2 separate regions of the Homo sapiens genome follow, and region 2 is linked to region 1. The links are chromatin contacts, found by Hi-C or POLR2A ChIA-PET in ENCODE. All regions are on one chromosome and are shown on one strand. Each heading gives the region's core, a stretch centred on a gene start or an enhancer-like site at or near the end of the contact. The rest is flanking DNA. Distances are from core to core; before and after follow the strand shown.

Region 1 (5,601 bases), core at 1,880-4,379:
ATAGACCAAAGAAACAGAATAGAGAGGCCCAGAATAAATCCATATATTTATAACCAACCGAGTTTTGAGGAGGGTACCAAGAACATACAATGGGGAAAAGAGAGACTCTTCAAAAAATACTGTTGTGAAAAGTAGGTATCCATATGCAGAAAAATGAAATTAGACCCTTATCTCAAACCATTATACAAACATCAACTCTAAACAGATTAAAGACTTAAATGTAAGATCCTAAACTATGAAACAAATAGAAGAAAACATAGGGGGAAAGCTCTGTGAAACTGATCTGAGCAATGATTTTTTTTGGGATATGACCTCAAAAGCACAGGTAACAAAAGCAAAAATGAACGAATGAAATTATGTCAAGCTAAAAAGCTTCTGCACAGAAAAGGAAACAATCAACAAAGTGAAGAGACATCTTGTAGAATGAGAGAAAATATTTGCAACCATATATATGATAAGAGATTAAGATCCAAAATGTATGCAGAAGTCAAACAACTCAACAGCAAAAAAAAACCTGATTAAAAGATGGGCAAAGGACCTGAACAGGCACATCCCAAAAGAAGACATATAAATGGCCAACAGTTTATGAAAAAATACTCAACATCACTAATCATCAGGGAAATGAAAATTAAACCCGCAATAAGATATTAGCTCATACCTGTTAGGGTGGCTACTGGAAAGACAAATGTTAACAAGTATTGGCAAGAAAAGGGGAACGCTTACACACTGTGGGTGAGAATGTAAATGGGCACAGCCATTATGGAAAACAGTATGGAGGTTCCTCAAAAAATTAGAAATAGAACTACCATATGATCCAGCCATCCCACTACTGGGAATATATCTCCAAAGGAAATGAAATCTGTATGTCAAAGAGATATCAGCATACCCATGTTTATTGCAGCATTATTCACAATAGCCAAGATATGGCATCAACCTACGCGTCTAACAATGAATAAATGGATAAAGAAAATGTGGTATATATGCAGGTATATTTACACAAGGGAATACTATTTAGCCATAAAAAGCAGGAAATTCTGTCATTTGCAAAAACATGGATGAACCTGGAGAACATCATATTAAGTGAAGTAAGCCAAGCACAGAAAGACATATGATCTCACTCTTCAGCCAAATCTAAAAAAGTTGATATCATAGAAGTGGAGAGTAGAATCGTATTTACAGATCTGGGGTAATGTGGGTGAGGGAGGAAGGAGGGCAGTGTTGACTGGGGAAATGTTGGTCAAAGGATACAAAATTTCAGGAAGATAAGAGAAATAAGTTCAGGAGATCTATTACACAACAGGGTATCTCCAATTAATAACAATATTCTGTAGTCTTGAAAAATGCTAGGAGGGTGGATATTAAGTGTTCTCACCACAAAAATGATAACTATGTGAGGTAATGCATTGTTAATTAGCTAGATTTAGTCATTCCACAATGTATACATACCATAAAACTTCATGTTGCACATGATAAATACATACAATTATATCTGTCGATTTAAAAAGAAAGAATTTCTGTCCTAGATCATTTGAGCCCCTCACTCATTTTCTTAATATACAACCAGCAGTCGCAATGAATCACATATTCCCAATGCTCCTGTTCTGTAGAGAGTCAAGGGGAATGACTTAAAATGACTACACAAAAAACAACAGTTAAAACATATTAAACATTATTATATGCCTAGCACTGCTCTAAGGGGCTTTACGATATTAATTCATTCTAATGACAGAACCAATATTCCAACCCAGATACTCTGGATCCACTCCCCTATTCTTAACCACAACAGTGTACTGCCTCTCACAGTACACACACACACACACACACACACACTCACACACACACGCCTAAAACACAACTGGAGCTGCCAAACCTCAGAGAGATCTGGCAAGTATTACAAATATCATCTCATGGACTCCCTGGAAAAATCCTGGCTCTTGTTGATACCAATTTCTGTGCGGTCACTTTTCCACTACCGAATGCCTCACAGGCAATGGAGATCATCCAACCATCTCCATTCTTCCCTGTTTTGAAAAGGAGGTCTGTAAAGACCAACTGATGTCTAGTGTGTGATTCCACCTAAACACTAATCTCCTCCTTCCCAAATATGGGTCTAAAATGGAGCTTTAATATTAACTACTGGAGGTGTATTTCTATACCAGCTTCGAAAAAGAGAGCGCACAGGAAGGTGTGAACGATTTGCCAAATTGTTTTGTGACTATTAAGTGGAAAGGTGAAGGAGGGGGCACGAATCAATTTGCATATCCCCCTAGTTTCACTGAAAATTTAAGGGGAAATCTCAATATTCTAAAATCAAAAACGCATGTCTTGAACAAATACAAAGCACAAACTCACCCTTGACTTTAGGTGTGCAGCAGTAACGCTCTCATCCTCCTCCAGGTCCTTCTTTTGGATAAAAATACGACTGGAGAAGGATACGGCAAGCGTGAGACTCCAGGCATTTCTTGGAGCGCAGACTAAGTTTGAAAACACCCTCCCTCCATAGCCACAATTTCCCTCACTTCACACGAAATAGGAAGGAAGTAAAAGGAAGAGGAATCGATTCAACCAGTACAACCAGTTTGGAGCTGGTTTCTGGGGACAGAGCTCTGAGGACGCTGTGGTTCTCAACATGTAGCTGCCCCCCTGGGGAACACTCGGGGGCACTTCTGCGCTTTCTTGTGTAAAGCTTCATTCTCGGCTCAATATCTGACCTCCCTACTGGGGCCATTCCTCTGCTGCAGTCCCCGCAGCTGTGAAGCGGAAAGAGGGAGGAAGCAGCAGGAGCCTAGGGGCACCGGCACAGTGTCACTCAGCAAAGTGCGCTGCGTCCACACGCCCTCCCGGGCCTGTGCATAGAACCTCACGCACACACTCACAGTCCCCTCCGTCACTCATGATCTCACAATCCCCCTCCTCTGATACCCGCGCACACACACGCCTGGGGATCCGGCAGATCCCGTCTGCACCCCCGGGTTCCTACTCTGAGCGCCTCCCCCTAGGCCACCCGCACTGTCGGGTCAGTCAGGCTGGAGCCCCAATCCGCAGAGATCTCCCGCAGCCACAGATCTCTTCCTCAGACGTGAAGACCTTACCCCGCTATGTCGTCGACCCCGGAGACCGGAAGTGGACTGGCGCGGTGGCCGCTGGGAAATACAGTCCCGAACAGAAAAAGCCTCAGAAGCCTTGAGCTGTGATCCGTTCAGGTTGATCCCAGCATACTATGGGGGCTGACCCCTAAGGGAGCCGAGCCTAGTGGATTCGTGGGAGTTCCAGCCCGCGGGGTGCACAGGTTGTTGCCATGAGCAAGGATCCCCATGTGAGAAGAGCGTTTCCCTCTCGGAGCGTCAGTATAATTTACTTTTTCTCTCCATGGAGAATGCAAATGAGCAGAACTTTTAAAGAAGAAAGAAGAATTTAAAGTAAAATTATGTCAACATGTAGGTGCTTTAACTCCTTTGTCTCAGACCCCAGCGATAGGCTTCCACTTCTCTGTGCTATTTGAAGGGGACTTAGGATAAATTTGAAAAGCTTGAACTAAAGAATTGGTTGGTTATATACTAGGAGAGGAAGTGTGGTTCACATTGGAGATTTCAGAATCAAATGTCCTGGATTCTTCGAGACAATGTTCCTGTTATCTGGAGAGAAAAACGTGATTCAGGACGACATGGAAACGGATAAAAATACACAGATAATTACTTGCCTTATCTTGAAGGATGAATAATTAACACTTTGTTAAAATAGTATAAACAAATGCAAAAAAGGGCTTGCTTTTCCTAGGAAGAGCCTGATTTCACTGTTGTAGTCTAACAATATTTAACTTTCAAAATCATTTTTCTAGTTTCCTATGCTACATAAGGAGGAAACATGTAATAATAAAGAGCAAAACGTCTTTTCATTCCAGAATTGTGACAGAAAACAAATAAGATGATTAACTCAACCATATCAATAATCACATTAAATGTAAATGGTCTAAACACCTTAATTTAAAAAGATTGTCAGATTGGATTTTTTAAAAAGTCAGACCCAAATGTGCATCAATGATAGACTGGATTAAGAAAATGTGGCACATATACACCATGGAATACTATGCAGCCATAAAAAGGATGAGTTCATGTCGTTTGTAGGGACATGGATGAAGCTGGAAACCATCATTCTGAGCAAACTATCGCAAGGACAGAAAACCAAACACCAAATGTTCTCAGTCATAGGTGAGAATTGAACAATGAGAACACTTGGACACAGGGTGGAGAACATCACACACCGGGGCCTATAGTGGGGTCGGGGGAGGGGGAAGGGATAGCATTAGAAGATATACCTAATGTAAATGACGAGTTAATGGGTGCAGCACACCAACATGGCACATGTATACATATGTAACAAACCTGCACTTTGTGCACATGTACCCTAGAACTTAAAGTATAATAAAAAAAGATAATTAAATAAATAAATAAACAAAAAGTCAGACCCAAATGGGTGCTACCTACAGGTAATATGTTAAATGAAAAGCACTAAAAGGTTAAGAGTAAAAGGATGGAAAAATATACACCATCCTAACACTAGTCAAAAGAAAGCTGGAGTGGCTTTATTAAAAACAAAGTAGACTCCGGACATAGACTATTACCAGAGATAAAGAAGGGCATAATAATGATAAAGGAGATAGCTCATCGAGTAGAAAAAAACAAACATAAATTTTGCTCCTAAAAGCAAAGCTTCTAAGTATGGGAAGAAAAATCTATTAGATCGAAAAGGAGACAGATCCACAATTATAGTCAGATATTTCAATATATCTCTCTTGGTAATTGATAGAACAAACACAGAAAAGCAACAGGGTATAGCAGATTTGAGCTACATATCAACTTACTTGATCTCATTTATATTTGAGAACACTCTCCTCAATGACAGTAAAATTCATCTATGTGGACAGGGGATACTTACCAGTATAGGCCATATTCTGGGCCATAAAACAAGTCTCAATAAATGTAAGAGGATTCGAGTCATACAAAGCATATTCTTTGACAAAAATGGAATTAAATTAGAACTCAATAATAGCTGAATATATAATATATTGTCCAAAGTAGTACAAATTCGAAAAGGTATGAATACTAAGGTAATTGAAATTATGTAATGTTTGAAAAATTCCTGTATTAATTATAATATTCTGTTATATCCTAAAGGGTGAAACAATAACATATATACGTTAAAGCAAAATAACAATTTTGTAGTAAGGAAAAAAATTTTTAAGCTATTTATGTTGACTAAACATTAGAATAAAGCGGAGAATAATTATATTTAAGTATATTCTGATACTTTAATCGATTTCCTAACCAATATCACCATTCTTTTTAAGTATTTTCTTTCAATGTGGTCTATTATTTTTAAATTTTGATAAAATTTTATGCAATCTTCAATGTTGGACTTTATGTTTAATAAACTCAAAATTATAGCTACCTTCAAATGACTCTTCTCTGAACACCATACTTTTTAAACTGAGATATATACTCTGTATATACTAAGGTAACCAGAAGTCTCAGAATATATCCAATGAAATGGAAGATATCCTCACAAGTATTGTGAATATTGAATATGGAAAAATTAGATTGC
Region 2 (5,601 bases), core at 828-3,327, 650 kb before region 1:
GGAATGGCTTTCTGCAGCAGTGTCTGTAGCGATTTAATATGTAGAATCCTATTTTCTTGTTGTTTTTTTTTTTGAGACGGAGTCTTGCTCTTTTGTCACAGCAACCTCCACCTCTCAAGTTCAAGAGATTCTCCTGCCACAGCCTCCCGAGTAGCTGGGATTACGGGTGTGCGCCACTACGCCACCTGGCTAATTTTTGTATTTTTTAGTAGAGACAGGGTTTTACCATGTTGGCCAGGCTGGTCTTGAACTCCTGACCTCAGGTGATCCGCCTGCCTTGGCCTCCCAAAGTGCTGGGATTACAGGCGTGAGCCACCGCGCCCGGTGGAGAATCCTTTCTTTTTTTGAGATGGAGTCTAGCTCTGTTGCCCAGGCTGGAGTGCAGTAGCACGATCTCGGCTCACTGCAAGCTCGGCCTCCCGGGTTCACGCCATTCTCCTGCCTCAGCCTTACGTGTAGCTGGGACTACAGGCGCCCGCCACCACGCCCAGCTAATTTTTTTTTGTATTTTTAGTAGAGATGGGGTTTCACCGTGTTAGCCAGGATGGTCTCGGTCTCCTGACCTCGTGATCCACCCGCCTCGGCCTCCCAAAGTGCTGGGATTACAGACGTGAGCCACCGCGCCCGGCCCAGGTGTGTCATACTTATGTGAGAAATTTTACCAATGTGTCCTGAGGCTTCTTTTTTTTTTTTTTTTTTTTGAGACTGAGTCTCACTCTCGCCCAGGCTGGAGTGCAGTGGCGCGATCTCGGCTCACTGCAAGCTCCGCCTCCTGGGTTCACGCCATTCTCCTGCCTCAGCCTCCCGAGTAGCTAGAATCACAGGCACATGCCACCACGCCCGGCTAATTTTTTTGTATTTTTAGTAGAGACGGGGTTTCACCATGTTGGCCAGACTGGTTTCGAACTCCTGACCTCAGGCAATCTGCCCGCCCCGGCCTCCCAATGTGTTGGGATTACAGGCATGAGCCACCGCGACTGACATAGACTTCTGATTTTTAAAATTTCCCCTATCAGGTTAATTTTTCAATTTTTAAAAATTTAAGTTTTAATTTTTTTTTTTTTTTTTTTTTAGAGACAGGGTCTCTATTACCCAGTCTGGAGTGCAGTGGTGCAATCATAGCTCACTGAAGCCTCAACATGGGTTCAAGTGATCCTCCCACCTTAGCCTTTGGAGTAGCAGGGACCACAGGCACACGCCACCACACCACATTAAAAAAAACACAAAAATTGGATACATGGGGTCTCAATTTGTTGCCCATGCTAGTCTCAAATACCTGGCCTCAGGTGATCCTCCCGCCTCAGCCTCCCAAAGCGCTGGGATTACAGGCGAAGGTTCATTTTTCATCTCTCCATTACACCTGTCCACTCTGCCATCACTCGTCAGCCGTCATTACTAATAGATAAATTCGCCTTTAAATGAACTTAGGAAGCCTGGAAAGAAAAATAGGGACTTGGGCCGGGCGCGGCAGGTTATGCCTGTGATCTCAGCACTTTGGCAGGACGAGGCCGGAGGATGGCTTTTTAGTTTGAGTTAGAGGAGTTTGAGACCAGGCCGGGCAACAGCCCGACTCTACCAAAAAAAAAAAAAAAGTACAAAAAGAAAGAAAAAGAAGGAAAAACCAGGGCTTCACGGTCACTCAGACTTGGCGAGGAGGCTTGGGTCTGCCGCTTTCCACTGAGTTTTTCTGAGCTTCAGCGTTCTCTCCAAAACGGGGATACGGATCTCCTGGGGATGCTTTAGAGGGCCTAGGAGATAAAGCCTTGTTTCTTTTATAATTTGCTATTCGCTGATTTCGCCGCCTCCTCGCAGCTTGGCCTACCGCGCTAGTGTTCCGGACTAACGAACAAACGGCTCACTAAATTCAAACATGAGTTTCAGCCTGGTCGCCGAGCCGGCGGGTAGAAAAAACCTTTCCCCTCCTAACCCTCCGCAGATGTCGGCCCCGCACTCCGCCCAGGCCAGCCCTGCCTCTCTCAAGATGGCGACCTGGAAGTGCGTCGCCCGTGCCAGCCCCGGAAATCTCGTGTTAGGCGAGGTCAACGGGTAGGTTCTCGCGAGAGGACCCGTCAGCCCCAGTCAGGCGTCGTGCGAACAGCAGCTGGTACCGAAGGCGGAGGTGGAGCCCGAGAGGTAAGTGCGTGTGCAGAGGTGGCAGTTCCGGGCGCCGGGGAGGTGTAGAGAACAGATTCGGAAACTGGGGAGGTCTAGCATGTGGCGTAGGAGGGGGTCCTCACTCCGCTTCGCGATTGCCAAAACGAGCCTGCCGGAAGCGCCCTAAGGGGTTTTCTTCTCCCAGGGAACCAGCGGGGAAACTGAGGCTCGGGGTGGAGCGCAGGATTGTGGGACGCGCCAAGGCTGCTGTCTTTCCCAGCAGCAGCGGAAGATGTCGGACAGCGAGGACAGCAACTTTTCCGAGGAGGAGGACAGCGAGCGCAGCAGTGACGGCGAGGAGGCCGAGGTCTGTGGCTGGGGCGCTGGGGGAGACATTGCGTCTGGGGACAGGACTCCGGGCAGAAAGGCCCCTGTGGGAGGCTCGAGGGGTTCACAGCGGGCTCTGGCTTCTGGGAACTCCCAGATTGTCTCAAGAGATAGAGAATTAGGCAAGTCGAAGTCAAGCAAAGGGACAGGTTCTGGAGGCCAGAAATGGGTCAGGTCCAGTGAGATAACAGGTGATGTTTTGAAAGTTTACTCTGTGTGCATATAGTAAGCACTTAGCATTAGTTTTTTTTTTTAGTTATGTCTAGTCATTCCATAACTATATTTGTAGTGCCTACTATGTACCAGGCGCAATTCTTTGCTCTTAGGGTACACCAGTAAACAAAAAGATTTTAAAAATGTCTGCCTTCGGGAATGTAAATAAATATAGCCAAGGAATAAACTATATAGTAAGCTGGAAGGTACTCTGGAGAAAAGAACAGAAAAGGGGAATGGAGAGTCCTGGTTGCTCTTGAAATAGGGTCATCAGCATGAGTCTGAGGGGTGACATTTGAGCAAAAACTTGTTGGAGGTGAGGGAGTGAGTCGTGGTTAGCTGGAAGTGTAGTGTTCCAGTGAGGGGGACCAGCAGGTGCAGAGATGGGAGTGTGTCCGCCGTGTTCAGGGATTAACGAGGATTTGAGAGGCCAAGCTGGGAGGATCACTTGAGCCCAGAAGTTTGAGAGCAATCTCGGTAACACAACGGGACCCTGTCTCTACAAAAATATAAAAACCATTGGCTGAGGCCGGGCTTGGTGGCTCACACCTGTAATCTCAGCACTGTGGGAGGCCAAGACAGTGGATCACCTGAGGTCAGGAGTTCAAGACCAGCCTGGTCAACATGGTGAAACACCATTTCTACTAAAAATACAAAAAAATTAGCTTGGCATGGTGGCGCCCACCTGTAATCCCAGCTACTCGGGAGGCTGAAGCTGAGAATCGCTTGAACCAGGGAGGTGGAGACTGTGGTGAGCTGAGATCGCGCCACTGCACTGCAGCCTGGGCGACGAGCAAGACTCCGTCTTATAAAAATATTAGCTGAGCTTGGTGGCACGCTTCTGTAGTCCCAGCTACTTGGGAGGCTGAGGTGGGAAGATTGCTTGAGCCAGAAGGTGAAGGTCTAGTGAGCTGTGATGGTGCCACTGCACTGCAGCCTGGGTGACAGAGTGAGACTTTGTCTCCCCACCACCCCCTAAAAAAAGGGGGTCCACTTTGGTTGGATCAGAGTGAGTGCAACAAAGAATTTATGAGAGCCAAGTCATATAGGATCTTGAAGGCTGTGGTAAGGAATTTGGTCTTAACTGAGTAAAATGAAACCACGAAAAAGTTTGAGCAAGTGGAAGATGTGATCTAATGTTTTGAAAGGATCACTCTGGCTTTGGGTCTGTTGTACCTCTGTTCCAGGAACCAAAAAACCAACATTTCCTGGGGCATTTCTGATTTCAAATGTTCTTTTATTTGCCATTATCTTTTTTTTTTTTTTTTTTGAGACAGCATCTCACTAGGTTGCACAGGTTGGAGTGCAGTGGCATGATCTCAGCCCACTGCAACCTCAGCCTCCCGAGTAGCTGGGATTACAGGCATGCACCACCACATCAGGCTAATTTCTGTATTTTTAGTAGAGACGGGGTTTCACTGTGTTGGCCAGGCTGGTCTTGAACTCCTGACCTCAGGTGATCCACCCTCCTTGGCCTCCCAAAGTACTGGGATTACAGGCGTGAGCCACTGCACCAAGCCCATTATCCACCTTTTAAACTTATTTTTGTTTTATTTGTTTGTTGAACAAATCAGTGTTTGCATCTACTACTGTGTTCCACTTACTTCTCAGGTGTCTGGTAGGAAATCTTTGCATTTTTGGAGTTGACATTTAGTAGGTAGCAATCACAAACCAGTAAACAGATGACAGGGTGATTATAGATCCCTTGTTTGATGCACAGAAACTTAAATTGGCTGTTAAATTAGTTGCCAATGCTTGTGAGGGAGATTTAACATAAAGATTAAGATTTCTTTTTCTGGGGAAATGGAAGGAGCTGGCACCCTGGGACACAGAGTTGTTCTGCAGAGCAGCCGTTTGCTTGATGAGTGGCTGCCCTACTTATACAGCTGGGAATTTTCTCCAGTTCCCAGGATATGTTAGTTGCCATTTGTCCTCTTGCTTGCCTTGTGGCAGAGTGAAGAAAAGGAAAAGATTTCATGTGGCTGTGTTCTGGAAAACGTTTGGTAGATGGAGAGTGCTGTGTGTTTCGGGTGACTTGTCCCAGTCACTTATGTTGCCTGCTTATCCTCTGTGGACATTTGATTGCCAATCTTTATTGTGACCTTTGGAGAGTGCCTGGCTTCCAGGCTTGCAGTGAAGAGTTGGAGAAATTGGGATGCTGTGGTGGGAGAGTGACAGGGAGGGCCTTTTCTCTAAGCTGTAGCACTGGATTCTTGGTCTCTGATTCATGGCTTGGAGACACTGCTTGGTGGTTAAAGTCAGGTGGAAATGAGACCAAGATCCCCAGTTCCATTTCCTGTCTGGGACATTCTCGTTTGCACTGTTACTAGTCTCACTTCCCCAACACTACACCATACTTGACCCCCCACCCCCGCCGCTGGCTCCTCTTCAGTTACCAGGTGAGGCAAGAGGGCACTGTGAGGCCTGTCCCCACTGCCAGGGACAGGATTGGATGGCCTTTTCAGACAGCCAAATGATGACATGGTCCTTGAAGGACAGGGTTCTGTGGCTAGACAGGTAGGGATGGCAAATAATGAGCTACTTTTGAGGGGAGCTGCTGGTTCACCCATCATGGCTCCAGTAACCTGTTCATTTATTCATTCAACAAATGTTCTGGCTGGGTGTGGTGGCTCACGCCTGTGATCCCAGCACTTTGGGAGGCTGAGGTGGGTGGATCACGAGGTCAGGAGATTGAGACCATCCTGGCTAACATGGTGAAACCCCGTCTCTACTAAAAATACAAAAAATTAGCGTGGTGGTGGGTGCCTGTAGTCCCTGCTACTTGGGAGGCTGAGGCAGGAGAATGGCGTGAACGCAGGAGACAGAGCTTGCAGTGAGCAGAGATCGCACCATTGCACTCCAGCCTGGGAGACAGAGCGAGACTGCATCTCAAAAAACAAAAAACAA

The links. Hi-C counts contacts between places; a loop is a spot of excess contacts on that map. ChIA-PET counts read pairs that join two places held with the same protein, here RNA polymerase II (POLR2A). Pooled maps may share reads with other maps.
Region 2: a pooled map shows a loop between it and region 1 (6-fold over the local background). The contact joins the promoter of SUPT5H here to the promoter of ZNF780A in region 1. A Hi-C loop is called at or near these places in 6 of 50 pooled maps. POLR2A ChIA-PET finds 5 or more read pairs at or near these places in 3 of 52 experiments (HEK293, HEK293T and Panc1).

What each region holds. Positions count from the first base shown.
Region 1 is chr19:40,087,814-40,093,414 of GRCh38, forward strand. ZNF780A (zinc finger protein 780A) reads right to left here and starts at 3,130. Exons shown (of 6, transcript NM_001142578.2): 1 at 3,093-3,130; 2 at 2,353-2,422. RefSeq lists an enhancer at 2,863-3,404 and a silencer at 2,952-3,281.
Region 2 is chr19:39,443,505-39,449,105 of GRCh38, forward strand. It overlaps SUPT5H (SPT5 homolog, DSIF elongation factor subunit), which reads left to right and starts at 2,078. Exons shown (of 30, transcript NM_001111020.3): 1 at 2,078-2,133; 2 at 2,300-2,461. The coding sequence starts at 2,387. RefSeq lists enhancers at 1,321-2,118, 1,878-2,147, 2,119-2,915, 2,288-2,507.